Linked DNA regions of Homo sapiens: region 1 is linked to region 2. Evidence: read pairs that join two places in POLR2A ChIA-PET (ENCODE). Cell type or tissue: GM12878. All regions are shown on one strand. Links, peaks and the distances in the headings refer to the core of each region. The heading gives the core; the rest is flanking DNA.

Region 1 (8,329 bases), core at 75-8,074, 190 kb after region 2:
CACCTGAACCTTAGACCTTCTCACTGTTATAGGGGAAAACCTAACCCATTAAAGCCGATTAAAGGCCAGGTATGGTGGCTCATGTCTGCAATCCCAACATTTTGGGAGGCTGAGGTGGATGCGTCACTTGAAGTCAGGAATTCGAGACCAGCCTGGCCAACATGGCAAAACCCTGTCTCTACTAAAAGTACAAACATTAGCCAGGCATGGTGGTGGGTGCTTGTAATCCCAGCTACTCGGGAGCCTGAGACATGAGAATCACTTGAACTTGGGAGGCAGAGGTTACAGTGAGCCGAGATCATGCCACTGCACTCCAGCCTGGGTGACAAAGCAAGACTGCATCTCAAAAAAAAAAAAAAAAAAGCATATTAAAGTCAGGGGGAATGAAGCTACCAGGGTCTACCAGGGAACTGGCCTAAGGCTGGGCTGGGGGCCTGGCAGCCATAGGGGAGACAGAGAGTGTGTCCAAGGAGATGGGCGGGGAGGCTGAGAGGTTGAGAGAGGTAATGGGAGGAGGGAGGCAACCTTTCCTATGGGAGCACCGGCTGCTGCAACAACCCAAGTCAAAATGTTCAGTGGTCCCAATAGGATAGAAGTTCATTTCTTGCTCACCATGTCAAAGTCCTATTTGGATTGGGTGGCTCACTTTTTTTTTTTTTTCTGAGATGGAGTCTGGCTCTGTCACCCAGGGTAGAGTGCAGTGGTGTGATCTTAGCTCACTGCAACCTCCGCCTCCTGGGTTCAAGCAATTGTCCTGCCTCAGCCTCCCGAGTAACTGGGACTACAGGCGCGTGCCACCACCCCTGGCTAATCTTTTGTATTTTTAGTAGAGACGGGGTTTCACCATGTTAGCTAGGATGGTCTTGATCTCCTGACCTCGTGGTCTGCCTGCCTTGGCCTCCCAAAGTGCTGGGATTACAGGCGTGAGCCACCGCGCCCGGCCGGGTGGCTCACTTTCAAGCTGACTCAGGGATCCAGGCTTCTTTGATCATCAAGAACTGTCTTCTCCTCTGCCACACTGGGAGTGGATTCCATTCTGATGGTGAATGGGGAGACAGACTGAGGGAGAGGTGCCTGAAAGTGACACATCACTTCCACTCATGTTCCATCTATGAGAACTAGGCCACCACCACATCGAGATGTGAGAAATGGGGGAATGTAGTCCATGTAAGGGCAGCTGTGTCCCATGAGAGGGGGCCATGCTGACCCCTCTGATATATGGTGACCTCTGCCATGCTCTCACCTCCCATGACCACTGCTCCAGCTTCAGGGAGATGCAGGTAGAGGGTCACATCTGGGAAGCTGTGATCTTGGTCCCCTTTTGGAGTTCCACTTCTAGGAAACCTGGCCCAGTAGAATGCGCTGAGACTTGACCACCTAGATTTTACAGTAGTGCAGAGGGGTGAGGATGAGATGCTGTGAGGGGTTAATACCTCTCTGAGACATATCAGGGCACTGGTCCCCTGGAAGCTCTTCTCCTGGTTTTCAGATCGTTGGGAAGCCTCATCTCTCACCTGGTGGAGACGGCACTGTAGCTTTCTAATACCAAGCAAACCACATAATTGTTCCCTGCTTCTGCCCCAGTCCCTGCAAAATCATTTTATGGAAGACCCTGAAGGCCCATCCATTATGGGAGAAACCTTCCAATGTTCCCCAAAGGGATGGGAAATACAGTTCCTCAGGCATCATCTACCCTGCAGGAGTCTGTGCCTGCCTCCTTCCCCTGGTGTGGAGGCTGAATGCAAACAGAGGTGGTGAAGCACACTAGATGGGGAATTCCTTATTTTCTTTACTTGGAAGAATTTGTAGCCCCTTCATTCAACCAGTCAGGGAAGGCTTCTTGGGGGAGGTAGCATGAGTGACCTGCTCAAAGGGAAACTCTAAGAGATCTTGGGTCAGAGAACTTCAGATGTATCTTTCCCTCTTCAGGCTGGGCAGATTGGGGACAGTTTTCTCTGAGCCATGTTCCTGCCTCCCACAGGTACAGGAAAGGTTCTTGGCTGACGGGAATGACCGGCTGAAGCTGGTGGTGCTGCTCTGCGGGGAGGATGATGATAAGGTGCAGAATGCGGCTGCAGGGGCTCTGGCCATGCTGACAGCAGCACACAAGAAACTGTGCCTCAAGATGACTCAAGTGGTAAGAGCTGGCCCTGGGGATAGGACGGGCTGGGTGGCTCCAGGGAATCTCCCCACCCACAGACCACACTGGATGATCCTCTGGGGAGGCCAACTCCTAAAGAAACCCCTCGCAGCCCCCAGGCTTCTGTTCCTACTGCCTAAGGAGAGGAGGGTTTATTCACTTCAGTGCCTTACATTCATTATTTGGTCTTCCCAAGTGTGCTAGCTCAAACCCTCCCACTGGAGTTTCACCCATTACCTTTAGTGGTGCATATACCTCATTGCTTAAGAACAATAGCAATGCTAACCACTGCCATGGAGCTCCAGAGCTTCCCAAGAGAAGCACGGATGTGGTTGGGATGCCATAAGGAGCTTATGGTTTGGCAAAAAAGCTGCAGATTCTCTTAAGTGGGCACAATGACCAGCTCCTATGAGACTGTGGCCATTGCAGCAGGTGTAATGGAAATGATATCTGTATAGTCACAAACGTGGGAGTGCACAATGAAACTTTCCTTATTTCACCAAACTGAAGAGTTTGTGGGCACTCATCTCTCCCCATGGTGAAAAATGTGGACATCTCAATTCAAAGGTGTTCATGTCTGTTTTAAAGGCAGGCTCTTCTAGATAGTCAGTGTAAGGTATGTGTGTATCAGCGGGTGTGTTCTCTAAGTTCCAAGGGGGGTTACGTTGTCCTGGCATCTGGCAAGGGTGTATCTGCTGAATGTAGCTCATCCTGCATGGTCTTTGGACTTCAGCTTCTTTCTCTAAGGCAAGCTTCTCAAAACTGTAATGTGTGTAAGAATCACCTGGGCAACTTGTTAGAACAGTTTCCCAACGTGTTCTGATTTAGTAGATTGGGGGTGGGAGGCTAACAGCTTGGAGACCACACTTTGAAACCGCTGCCCTAGAGCAGCCTCTGCTGGTGTCACTGGTCACATAACTCTTGTTGCAGGTCCTCACAGGACCCTCTGTGACTCCTTGCACTTACTGAGTGCCAGGTGTTGCCCTAAGTGTTTACATTTATTAAGTCATTTAATTCTCCCAACCACCGTGTGAGGTGGATATTATTATTGTCATCATCCCTATTTTACAAATGAGGAAACTGAGGTGCAGAAAAGCAACTAGCCCAAGGCCACGCAGGCTGTTAGTTGGGAAGGGATTGGGACCCTTCAGGATTGCCAACCCACTCCTGGCCACTTTGTCGGTCTTCCTTGCGGGGCTCAGACATCTTGGCTGCATTTTTGTTCTGACATGGGGCTTCCTGGGGACTCTGTGAAGCTGCTCAGACTCATCTTTTGTGCCACCCCATGGCCATGTTGGATGCTGGACATCTCTACAGTCTCATGTCATCTGGGCTATGCCCTGGGCTATGCTTCCTGCTCTGGAATCCTATCCTTGTTGAGTTTCTATCACTGCTTCCTTTGACCTTCGGTGACTCATCCCAGGGAGCGATGGGCCCTGGACCCATTATCAGTTACACTTCAGCGTAGAAACTTTCCAGCATAGAACCGTGCCACAGCTAGCTGAGCTTTCATGTTCTTTCCTTGGGATAGGACATTCAGTGCAGTTTACAAAAGTTGGGTTAGATGCTCAAAAGCCAAGAATTTGCCTTTTCTTCCCCCCGTGTCTGTCTACCCATGTGCTTGTGGAAAGTGAGCCCTGCTGACAAATGCCAGGTGAGGGTAACAGGTACAAAGAAGCCCAAGGGAAAACCTTTGCATTGGTGTTTTTTTTTAATTTATTTTTATTTTTATTTTTTTTTGAGACACAGTCTTGCTCTTTTGCCCAGGCTGGAGTGCAGTGGTACAATCTTGGCTCACTGCAACTTCCACCTCCTGGGTTCAAGCGATTCTCCTGCCTCAGCCTTCCTAGTGGCTGGGATTACAGGCGTGCACCACCATGCCTGGCTAATTTTTGTATTTTTAGTAGAGAGGGGGTTTCCCCATGTTGGCCAGGCTGGTCTCAAACTCCTGACCTCATGCTCCGCCTGCCTCGGCCTCCCAAAGTGCTGGGATTACAGGCATGAGCCACCGCACCTGGCCTGGGTTGGTGTCTTAAATCATCACGTACTTGCCCTGCATCCACTTCTACTTGTTGAGCACTTACTGTGCTCCAGCCTCCATACTAAGCTCTTTCCATGTATCATCTCATTAAATCACCACAATGTTAGAGGAAGGTATAGAAGATGACCCTGAGGCTTACAGAGGTTAAATAACTTAGCTGAGGCCATATGGTTGGTAGCGTGACCATAACTAAGTTATGCTGATTCCTTTAGTCCTTTTGTTTTTGTTCATTTTCTGTTGCTATAACAGAATACCTCAGACTAGGTAAAAGAAAAGAGCTTCATTTTGGTTCACAGCTCAGGAGGGTGGGAAGTCCAAGATGAGACAGTGTCATCTGATTTGCTTTTGGTGAAGGTCTTGTGCTGTGTCATAGCATGATTTAGAAGCAGAAGGGGAAGTGTGTGTGTGTGAAAAGGATAAAACACAAGAGGTGGCAATTGGGGCCGTGAGTGGCTCTCATGATTACTAGTCTAGTCCCTTGAGAGCAAGAACTCACTGCTGCAAGAATTAACACATTCCTGTGACAGCAACATTAATTCCTCTTAATGACCTAATTACCTCTTAAAGGACCCACCTCCTAACATTGCCACACCAGGGACCACATTTCCAACACATGAACTCTGGGGACACACTCAAACCTAGCACCTTCCTTACCTTTTTCCCTGCCTCCAGACAACCCAGTGGTTGGAGATCCTCCAGCGGCTTTGCCTGCACGACCAGCTGTCTGTCCAACACCGGGGCCTGGTCATTGCCTACAACCTACTGGCAGCCGATGCTGAGCTGGCCAAGAAGCTGGTGGAGAGTGAGCTGCTGGAGATCCTGACTGTGGTGGGCAAACAGGAGCCAGATGAGAAGAAGGCAGAAGTGGTTCAGACAGCCCGAGAATGTCTCATCAAGTGCATGGATTATGGTTTCATTAAACCAGTGTCTTAGACAGCGACCCTCAGGGATGCTGGGAGTGGTCCTGTACTGTGCAGAGTCCTGGGTTGGTTGGGTTCTCCTGAAGAGTCAGGTCATCTAGGGATCATAGCAGTGACAATGAAGTCTCAATATAAAGGAAAGACTTGATTGTTCTCTGAGTTGTGAGTCTTCTCCTTTGTCCTGACAGAGTTTGGATGTTTCACTCTCTCTCTTGCTTCCTGTCTCCTTATATTTGTCATGTTTCAGAAATTCCCAGAATAATTTTCACCCATGATTAGAAATAGGTTGGATCATTCTTTCTGTACCCATTCTGAAGGCCAGGATAATAGGTTGAAGTTCTTTATATTTTGGAAAATGGATTTTGTGGTAAGGTAGGAACTAACGGGTGTGTGCATATAAAGGTTAATGCTGTTGTATTTGGATGCTGATCTGTGCTGTTTTCATGACCTCTCTCCCACACTATTTGAATCAGTCTGTTCAGAACTGTGTGTTTCACCTGCAGTGCTCTGTCCCAGTCCCATGCCCATTCCCATCACTTCACTGTGATGGAAATAGAGTTTATGTTCAACAGTGGGGCATGACCTCTGCAATTTGCTTGGGAAAGTCTTCCAAGCAAGATGGACATGATGAATACAAATAAGATCTACTCAAAGTACTTCAAACAAAAAATAAATAATTCATTGGCTCATGTATCTTGGCCACCCAGGGAAGGTCTGACATTGTTAGTTAGATCCAGAGTTTCAAATGTCATCACCATGGATGTGTCTTTTTCTCTCTCTCATTTCCCCTCCCCATATCTTGTCTTTTATTTATTATAGGTTTGTCTCATTCCCTGGCAGGCTCTCTCCCTGTGATAGGAAAGAGAGTCCCCAGCAGCCCCAGGGTGACATAGTTGTTATAGTTCATTATGGAATAGAAGAGAGAAGAGCATTCTCAATAACCCGGCAAAGTTCCCAGGGATGACTCTGATATGTCTATGTCTCAGGTCACATTTCCATCTATGAACCAATCATATTCAGAGGTGGAATGCTAATTGGCCAGGCCTGGGTCATATATACAAGTCTAGGGAAGAAATGAGCTTCATCCCTGTCCAATTGACATGGACTGATTAGGGGTATTAATGGAAGAGGTGTGCCACCACAAAAGAATGTACCCTGGGCAGATCAAAGAACATATTCTGTATGTCAGGCTTGGCCACAAAAGAATGACACAAGTAATATGCTGTAGATCAGAACCTCTCTGCTAATATTGCCTTTTTAGCATGGTTAAGATAGCTAAGATCTAGTACTGTCACTCCAGTATGTCCCAATTCTACCTACGTTTATTGAAGGGTCAACAGTTCTGATCTCAGCATTGGGTAAAGGGTGGGACATTCAGATTTACGGTCCTTGATAAAAACAATTTACAACGTTCCGTTGTGTAATAAATGTAAGTGTACATATGCCTGGGACATCAGCTGGAAAAGGGACAGACTATCAGAGAGTTGCACTGTTGCGGTATGGGCCAAATCCAACATAATACCCGCTGTACCTCTAGAGAACTAAAACCTTAATTTCTCAGATCTTTTCTGCACTAATGGTCTTTACATACAGCCTACATTTTAACTAACTCTTGCATGGGCTTGTTTCACAGCAGGAAACTATATTCATCATATCCTTATTATGATAGAGAATGACAACATTCAAAAGGGTGTGGTGCTTCTGAAAATATACACAATAAATGGCATGATTTGACCTCTGTCAAATTCTTCTTTCCTGCTTTCCTCATATGTGGGCTTGAGTGGGTGTATTTAGCTCCTTTAAAGGAAACTCTTTCACAGGCAGGGCCACACTCTTACTCGTTTTGATCTCATGAGGTTACATCTGCCAGTGGCGTTCAGGGCCAGTTAGATAAAGTTCATCTTGTTTGGATTGGAGAGACTTTTTTTTTTTTTTTTTTTGAGACAGGGTCTTGCTCTGTAACCTAGGCTCAAGTGCAGTGCAGTGGTGCAGTCATGGCTCACCGCAGCCTTGGTCTCCTGGGCTCAAGTGATCTTTCTACTTCAGCCTCCTCAATAGCTGGGACTACAGGCACACACCACCACCCCCAGGTAATTAAAAAATTTTTTTTTGTAGAGACAGGGTCTCACTATGTTGCCCAGTCTGGGAGACCACATTCTTTAACATGAATATTTTGTAAATAGTCCAAGAAGATCTAGAGGAAAGCTGAATTCCTTCATCTGATTTTTGCCACTGGGCTGCCTCCCATTGTCTGGCTAAGTCTTCATGGGAGGCCTTTAAGAAAAGCTGTGACAAATACCTTTGTTTCCCACTGCCTAGGTTACATAAGTAGTTGGCTTTTCCAGCCTAGACTCTTATATTGTTGCTTGTAAGAGGGCCCTTCTTTGCAGATTTCTTTTTTTTTTCATCTATGCTTTCAAATAGGCAGATGCTAGCCTGAGATCATCTCTTTATTGAGGTAGTTTGCCCAAAAACAGCAAGGAACAGCCAATACCTGCCAACTTTCTAGGTTTTTCCAACCAATTCTCTTACAGAAAATCTATAAATATCTTAGAGGTATGTTTCTTAGTTTCCCAACATATAATGGGAAAATTCATCATTTATATTATTACTTTTAACTGAAGTATGTTGTTATCAGAGAACTTGGTCTGTGTCATATTAATCCTTTGCCATTTGAGAAGCATACAGTTTTAAAGTTTATATCTCCAAAAGGATATTTTGTAAAAATTTAACCCCTTTGACTCTTAGTCTTCTCATTTGTGAAAGGTAAATAATAAAGAATTTCTGTTCCTAGTAAGAGTAACTTGTGGCAAAACAATACCATGACATACAAAAATTGAAAAACTGGGCAAAACTTAAACAATCTGTTTAAGGCACCGAGAGCCATTAAGGCAGTGAGACCAACAAAAAGGGAAGCACCAAGGAGGAAGCTTAACTTTTTGGTAAAGTTGATTCCATTTGGGATGTTTGCCAATTTGTTAGCAGAGGTTGTGAGTCACAGAGGTTTAAGTGTCTGAGACACCATTTACTAAACTGTTAAAAGAAGAAATAGAAAATTTGAATAGTATGATACCTATTGGAGAAATTACGTTTGTAATAACAACAACGATGGTAAGGAAAGCCTTCCCACAAAGAAAACTCAGGCCCATTTAGTTTCACTGGTGAATTCTACAGGCATTTAAGAAAGAAACAATGCCATTCTTTTGTTTTCTTTTGTTTTTCGAGACA
Region 2 (8,329 bases), core at 324-8,323:
TGCCCACCTACCCTCCTCCTCCTCCCCCGACAGGTTTAATCTGTTTCTTCCATTTTCCTCAAAAATTGTACCTTCTCTACAGCCCATAGAAAGTGACCCAGCATGGGTTGACCTCTTCCTGGGCCCGGACAGAAGTACTGAAACAGATGGCCTCTCCCTCTTGTCCAGGTGGCTCGCAAGGCCTAGCTATATGTTTTGCACATTAGCTGGGCCTTCCACATGTTGTTCTATATCCTGTCTGGGCCCGGGCTTTGCCCTCCATGGCATGGTTTGAGGTCCCTGCTGCCATGTCATCCCTCACCAAAGCTCCCCTTCTGCTTTCAGGTGGCCCACTTTAAGGACTACATTCCCCAGGCTTTTCCTGGGGGCCACAGCATGATCTTGGATTCTGAAGTGCTTCTGATTGACAACAAGACAGGCAAACCACTGCCCTTTGGGACTCTGGGAGTACACAAGGTACTAGCTCAGGGCCATATGTGCAAGAATGAATGAGTGTGAGTGAGTATGTACATGTGGGTGCACGCTGCGGTCTGAAAAGGGAGGAAATATCCCTTAGTGTGGCCCTTATTCTTCGCTTCTGACCTGTTTCTGGTTTGGATTTTTGTCTTTTGTTTTTCTCCTAAAAAGGGGCTGGTATTGGGAACCAGTTTATAACTGGGTTGGTTTCCATTTAGCACTATCTGCTCAGTGCCCTTATGGCCCAGGGGCTTCAGAGCAGAAATAGTACTTTTTCATCCGGTGCCTCAGGGGGCCTCCAGAAGTGGACTGGTACTCCTTATTTTTTCACACTGACTTTTGTCCTATGTGTACCTACTACCTCATTTTCCCTTACAGAAAGCAGCCTTCCAGGATGCTAATGTCTGCCTGTTTGTTTTTGATTGTATCTACTTTAATGATGTCAGCTTGATGGACAGGTGAGTTGGCTAGCATCTTTAAACCCAGAAACTGCCAGGAATCTGTTTTCATTTCCTGGGTGAGGAAGATGGGGGCTTCAGGTTGGAAAGGAGGGTACAGGGAACCAGCTGGCACATACGTTTGTGCTCAGGAGCTTGCCAAAGGCAATGGCAAGAGGGAGCTGAGAGGAAGCACAATTGCTACATGATCAGTTCCCCATTCAGTGTAAGAAAGAGCCCATGTGTTGACTCCATCTCTTCTCTGAGAGCTTAAGTCACAGAAGAAACCCAAACCCCCAAAGAAGTTTCTCTACTAAAGCAAAATGGACTATTGCAGAGAAATAGACTGTGAGCATATGGGGTTTCAGTTTATTTCTCCAATGGCACCCCTAGGGGCTCCAGTGGCACCCCTGGGGGCATAAGGCAGATGGTTTTCAGCTCAGAGGTTTTGATTTCAGAAGAGACTGACAACAGGAAGCTCCGGATTATAGGGGAGGCCATGGGTGGGACCATCTTGGAGAGAATTAGCAGTCTTGACTTAGCTGCATCCATATGCTTGTGCCTGAGAAACCAGTATCAGCCCTTTCCTCACTTAGAAATGTATCTCTACCCCTGTTCCTCCTGCAACAGCCACATCCTTGATTGGGGAAGGAGAAGGAAGTAGAGAGGGAAGGAATTGGTGGGGGTAGGATTTGGGGTTTGGGTCCCAAGGCCTGTCTCAGCCTGCCTACCCCGGGGTTGGCCTTGGGATCGGGGCAAAGCAGGGTGCAGGGGATAAAAAATGAGAGTTGGAGTCGTATTTCAAGTGGGACCAGAATTTATACAATCTGGGCTACAGGCCAGTTCTCCCTTGGCTCGCTTGATGAAGTAGAACTAGGAACTACAACTATGAACTGGCTCTATGCCACAGCTCACAATTTTCCATCTTCGGTCACGATGGAGCCCTTGTAGCCCTTGACAGCAGAACTGTTACACATGAGGTCTTTGATCCATGGCAAACCCTTTCTTGAAGTAGCAGTTTTATCATTGTGGCCCTTCCTTCCTCAGAATTCCTAATAAGGGAGGGAGGATCCCGGCCTAACCTCAGCTCTCCTGTTCTCCTCAGACCTCTGTGTGAGCGGCGGAAGTTTCTTCATGACAACATGGTTGAAATTCCAAACCGGATCATGTTCTCAGAAATGAAGCGAGTCACAGTAAGTGAAGACCCTATGCTAGGCAGTGTCCTAGAAGTTTGAAAGCAGGGCAGAGAACTCCTTGGGTCAACTGCGACTGGAAGAATAAATCTTAATGTCTTATGGAGCCTCCTGATAATGTTGGCCTTTGACTATTGCATATGTTGCCTGCTAGTCTTCACCCAGAAGGGTAGGGCATGGAAATCCTTCCTAGGTAAGCCTCCTGTGTTTCAAAGCCACAGCAGCCCTCTGTTTGGGATGAGAAGCAACCTGCTTTCTAACCCTTTGTCCCTTATATTTCAAGTAAGGGTGTTTCCAGTGGACACTTAACTAGTGTGTGAAAAGGAACAACCCCCACTCACTCACCACCTTCTCCACTCTCACACCAACTTCAGCATCTCTCTTGTCCCTCAGAAAGCTTTGGACTTGGCTGACATGATAACCCGGGTGATCCAGGAGGGATTGGAGGGGCTGGTGCTGAAGGATGTGAAGGTAAAGTGGCCTCGCTTGGCTTCTCCTGTCGACTCACTCGCAGCCCTCTCCCCTGAGCCTTTCCAGCCCTGACCAGGAGATGGCGGTGGCAGCCTGCAGTGGTTGGGGTGGCTGCTGGGGAAGTGTGGGCAGATGTGTCCTGGATCTGGAGGACTGCTTTGTGTGTCTCCTATAGTGCCTGGAGCCTGAGGGCTCTTACCCTGAGGGAGGGGCACTGGGCTAGATCTGGTGTGTAGCAGTGAAGGGGTGAACCCATCCTCATGGAGTTGCCTTTCTATTCTGTGGTCTCTCTTTTGCTTCCCTTCAGGGTACATATGAGCCTGGGAAGCGGCACTGGCTGAAAGTGAAGAAAGACTATTTGAACGAGGGGGCCATGGCCGACACAGCTGACCTGGTGGTCCTTGGAGCCTTCTATGGGCAAGGGAGCAAAGGTCAGGGTGGCCTCTGCCCCCTGGGGTGGTACTGTTTTAGAAGGTACCGCTTGAGGTACAGGCTGGCCTTGTTACTGGCTTGATCTGCCAGCATGGCCAGTTATGACTTCCGAAGTCCTAGGATCTAGGGCCCCAAGCTGGCCTGAGTCACCTCAGGCAGAGCTGCTTACTCGGTTAGGGAGAAGTCAGAATAGAGTACCCTATGCTAGCCTAGCAGAAGGACGCTTACCACCAATTATTTCGTCAGGGCCTGACAGCTTTCTCCTCAGGCAAAATCTCTTTCCTGACTGGAAAGGAAGCTGGAGTCTGAGGAACTAATACTTTTAAGCAATCTATCATGTGTCCAACACAGTTCAATGCCCCAGAGCCCAACAGGTTGGGTGTGATTATCCCTCATTTACAGAAGAGGAAATTGGGGCTTATAAAGGTTAAAATTACACAGTTAGTAAGAGGTAGCTCCAAGAGGTAAACTCTGGCACTCTGACGGCCAGGACCCAAGGTCCTCTCCCTGGCCCTGGGCTCTTGGGACTGGCAGAGATGGCTCCTCCAACCCACACTCATCTCACACTCCCCTCCCAGGCGGCATGATGTCAATCTTCCTCATGGGCTGCTACGACCCTGGCAGCCAGAAGTGGTGCACAGTCACCAAGTGTGCAGGAGGCCATGATGATGCCACGCTTGCCCGCCTGCAGAATGAACTAGACATGGTGAAGATCAGCAAGGTGAGGAAGGGACCTGGTTGGCCATGGCCTCTGGACTGGCCGCCATCACTGAGACAGAGGCTGTGCTTTGGGGACTACAGGTATTTCTGTCTCCCCAGAAAGAAGGGTTGCAGCTTGCTCAGGGGAGCAGGATTAGGCCTTATAATCTCTGAATGCCTTCTTGTGGAAAATGGCTTGCATGCCTCTAGGTCATACCCACTCTGGGCTGGGAGGATCACATGGCTCAAACATCAGCTGTTTAAGTGGCTTCTTATAATCTCATTACCAAGAGAAGGGATTTAAGCCTTGTTCCAGGTTGGGAACAGCCCAAAGTAGCATCTTTTCTCCTCTAGGACCCCAGCAAAATACCCAGCTGGTTGAAGGTCAACAAGATCTACTATCCTGACTTCATCGTCCCAGACCCAAAGGTATCAACCCAGTGGCTTGGGGGCCTCCAGCTCATAGAATTAGCTTGCAGGTTCTCTAGTGCCATAGAGAATCCATCTCACCTCGCTGAAAGTCCACCCAGGGATAGGGGTCTGGATTTCCAGCTGAGTGATAGGCACAGGGACAACCAGACAACTCTGAGGAATTTTGAATAGAATTCTTTCTGCAATACAATTGCTTTAAAAAAAGAGAGAGAAGAAGAGAGTACCTATCCCCTCAGCACAAAGGGTGTGTTCTAGAAGTAATCTGGCCCAATCCCTTCTTGTACCGACCAAGAAAGAGATCTAGAGAACAAACAGGACTTCCCTAAGGTTATTCAGCAACAGCAGCAGCAGAACTAGGACCCAAGTTTCCCAGCTGTTAGCCAAAGCTTTTTTGGTTTTTGTTTTGTTTTGTTTTTGAGACGGAGTTTCACTCTTGTTGCCCAGGCTGGAGTGCAATAGCGGGATCTCAGCTCACCACAACCTCCGCCTCCCGGGTTCAAGTGATTCTCCTGCTTCAGCCTCCCAGGTAGCTGGGATTACAGGCATGTGCCACCGTGGCCAGCTAATTTTGTATTTTTAGTAGAGATGTGGTTTCTCCATGTTGGTCAGGCTGGTCTTGAACTCTTGACCTCAGGTGACCTGCCCGCCTCAGTCTCCCAGGGTGCTGGGATTACAGGCGTGAGCCACTGCACCCAGCCGCCTTTTTGGTTTTAATTGTTCTGTATTGCTTCTAGCTGGTTGGGAGATACTTTTTTTTTTTTTTTTTTTTTTTTTGAGACAGGGTCTCACTCTGTTGTCCAGGCTGGAGTGCAGTGGCATGATCTCATCTCACTGCAGCCTCCGCCTCCTGGGTTCAAGCAGTTCTCTCACCTCAGTCTCCCAAGTAGCTGGGATTACAGGGGTGCCACCACCCCCAGCTAATTTTTGCATTTTTAGTAGAGATAGGGTTTTACCATGTTGGCCAGGCTGGTCTCAAACTCCTGACCTCAGGTGATCCACCTGCCTTGGCCTCCCAAAGTGCTGGGATTACAGATGCAAGCCACCGCGCCTGGCCAATACTTGCTTCTCCCTTTTTTTGAGACAGTCTCGTTCTGGAGAGCAGTGGCATGATCTCAGCTCACTGCAACCTCTGCCTCCTGGGTTCAAGCGATTCTCATACCTCAGCCTTCTGAGTAGCTGGGACTACAGGCGTGCACCACCGTGCCTGGCTAATTTTTGTTATTTTTTGTAGAGACGGGGTTGCGTCATGTTGGCCAGGCTGGTCTCAAACTCCTGACCTCAAGTAATCTGCCCACCTCAGCCTTCCTAAGTGCTGGGATTACAGGCTTGAGCCACCACGCCCGGCCACTGATACTATCTTCTTAACCAGTGATGACCTGCTGGCTTACTCCTGACAGAAAGCTGCCGTGTGGGAGATCACAGGGGCTGAATTCTCCAAATCGGAGGCTCATACAGCTGACGGGATCTCCATCCGATTCCCTCGCTGCACCCGAATCCGAGATGATAAGGACTGGAAATCTGCCACTAACCTTCCCCAACTCAAGGTAGCAGCTCTTAGGCTGTATATGTATTCTCCACCCCACTGTCCAGGCCTTGGAGCCTTGGGCATCTAGACCATTCACATGTCCTCTGTCTTCTCCTTTCCCCCATTCTCCTGAGGCAGAGCAAGGAGGGCAATTAGAGAGGGAGACAAACTGCTGCTGGGCCAGGGGCACAGCACTAGACCTCCTTCTCCCTCCATCTCTGAGTAGAGAACCTTGCATTTGCAAGGCCCCACTGAGCAGCCTTTAGTCTGGGGAATAAGAGTTTGCTCCTGTTGCCCCAGCAAAGCCTGCTTTGCTGTACAGAGAACAATGATTTGTACCCTGATTACTCAGGCTATAGGGCCATACTTTGGAATGGTGCCAAGGGAGCCAACTCCTTTTCCTTGCTCTTTATCTTTCTCACATCTTTGTTCCCATATGCGCCTAAAATACACCACACACACCACCTCTGAGGCCAGACTGGGAAGGCAATGAAACCCTCTGACATTGTCCCTCCCCGCCTCAGGAACTGTACCAGTTGTCCAAGGAGAAGGCAGACTTCACTGTAGTGGCTGGAGATGAGGGGAGCTCCACTACAGGGGGTAGCAGTGAAGAGAATAAGGGTCCCTCAGGGTCTGCTGTGTCCCGCAAGGCCCCCAGCAAGCCCTCAGCCAGTACCAAGAAAGCAGAAGGGAAGCTGAGTAACTCCAACAGCAAAGATGGTAAGGATAGGGAGGGGGCTGGTATGGTGAAGAGGGCGGTGTGAGGGGCAGAGATCCAAGGGCAGGGACCCAGTCTCACATTCCAGCCCTGAGATCTCATGATTATCTGTGTCCACTGCAGTGGACACAGACTACATTCCTGGTGTGTGTCCAGCCATGGGCCAGAGACCCTTCTGCTGGGCACCCTGTATCTGCTCAGCAAACCTGAATGGAGCAGTACCCTGGGGACAGCCAGTCTGACCAGGGAATAAGCTACCTTTGAGTAAAGGGCTTAGCTGATAACTCTTCACTCCCCTCTCACCTATGCTCATAGCAGAGAAAGCCCCTGGTCCTTCCCATTACTGCCCCTGACTTCAGGGAGCATTATCAGCAATCCCTACCCTCTTAGTTCTTTTGTATCATATGTTTTTTAGAGACAGGGTCTCACTCTGTCATCCAGGCTGGAGTGCAGTGGCACGACCATAGCTCACTGCAGCCTCGAACTCCTGAGTTGAATTGATCCTCCCGAGTAGCTGGGACTATAGGTGTGCACCACCACACCCAGCTTCCTCTCTGTCCTGCAGGCAACATGCAGACTGCAAAGCCTTCCGCTATGAAGGTGGGGGAGAAGCTGGCCACAAAGTCTTCTCCAGTGAAAGTAGGGGAGAAGCGGAAAGCTGCTGATGAGACGCTGTGCCAAACAAAGGTGAGGGTAAAAACAGCAACACACCACGTGGGCCAGTTTAGCCCAGGTTGTGTTCCCAACCTTCTGTACAAGAAGTTTGAAAGAGGATGAGCAAAGGTGTTTGGGGAACATCGGCTAAACCTCTTCCCTGCCTGCAGCCACTCCTCTGTCGTGGGCAGGGTCAGCAATGCTGCTGCTCACCCTATGTCCTCTTGTTGCCTTGCAGAGGCGGCCAGCCAGTGAGCAGAGAGGAAGAACTGTGCCAGCAGGCAGGAGATAGAACAGCCCGGCCTAGCCAGGAGAGACTGCAGGGACTCACTCAGCTGCTGGCCCCAAGTCAAAATTTACATTAAAGGGAAAAGACCAGTCTGGGTGTGGGAATGCAGCATTGAGTTTGTGGTCAGGGTGGAAGCAGGTCCAGCAAGCAGCGAGTCGGGGAGAGGGCACTGGCTTGGTGACTCTCCTCCCACCTGAGGAGCCTTTTCCCTGTTACATTTTCTTGTCAGTCTTGGGTTTGGCAACATCTCCTGAGCAATTCTTTTTTTTTTTGAGATAAGTCTCGCTCTGTTGCCTAGGCTGGAGTGAAGTGGTGCAATCACAGCGCACTGCAACCTCCGCTCACTGCAACCTCCGCCTCCCAGGTTCAAGCGATTCTCCGGCTTCAGCCTCCCGAGTAGCTGGGAGTATAGGCATGTGCCACCATGCCCGGCTAATTTTTGTATTTTTAGTAGAGACGGGATTTCACCATGTTGGTCAGGCTGGTCCCAAAGTCCTGACCTCAAGTGATCCGCCTGCCTTGGTCTCCCAAAGTGCTGGGATTACAGGCCTGAGCCACCATACCCGGCCTCTTTTGAGCACTTTCTGATGCCAAGAACTAGGTTTAGTACTGGCTCAACTCTGGGGGAGCTGATGCCTCAAAGGACAGATAGAGAAGTAAACATATGATTGACACCCATGTCATTGCGCCCCCACGCTCCCCACCGCCATCCAGGAGTAAGCATAGAAGTCTCACAGCACAAGGCCTGAACTCGGTCCCCAACAGACCTGTAGAAACCTTTCCCCTCTCTCTTCCCAGCCTGAAGTCCTTGAACCCATTGAGAGTAGTAAGCAGGACTCCTGACCCCTCAGTCTAGCAGGTTGTACAGAGTAGACTGCTTGGTCTCAGGGGACATCACTGAGTCTGGGGGCACTGAGTCAGAGCCAGCTCCGCCTGCCCACCATGACTGGGTGGCTCTTATACACATGTACTCTTCCCATCTCCAGGTCCCAGATGTCGAGGCCTGTCCACTCTCCTTTTCCC

Evidence for each region. Peaks named below come from ENCODE experiments on the same cell type or tissue, not always from the same donor. Only the 100,000 strongest peaks of a DNase experiment are listed, where the experiment ranks them.
Region 1: POLR2A ChIA-PET joins it to region 2 with 18 read pairs; 2 of 35 experiments call an interaction of 5 or more read pairs at or near these places.

What each region holds. Positions count from the first base shown.
Region 1 is chr17:35,181,446-35,189,774 of GRCh38, forward strand. UNC45B (unc-45 myosin chaperone B) reads left to right here. Exons shown (of 20, transcript NM_001267052.2): 19 at 1,982-2,137; 20 at 4,854-7,898. The coding sequence ends at 5,114. Among named protein-coding and RNA genes, the nearest start is that of SLC35G3, 8.8 kb to the right of the region's middle. In GM12878, for the core only: no CTCF peak of the experiment used is centred there; a DNase peak (open chromatin) is centred at 4,586; H3K27me3 peaks cover 129 bases.
Region 2 is chr17:34,995,740-35,004,068 of GRCh38, forward strand. It overlaps LIG3 (DNA ligase 3), which reads left to right. Exons shown (of 20, transcript NM_013975.4): 10 at 325-456; 11 at 835-914; 12 at 1,999-2,086; 13 at 2,480-2,557; 14 at 2,865-2,988; 15 at 3,568-3,710; 16 at 4,043-4,117; 17 at 5,518-5,664; 18 at 6,170-6,365; 19 at 6,929-7,050. Among named protein-coding and RNA genes, the nearest start is that of LIG3, 19 kb to the left of the region's middle. In GM12878, for the core only: a CTCF peak has its summit at 2,636 (motif pointing right); a DNase peak (open chromatin) is centred at 2,672.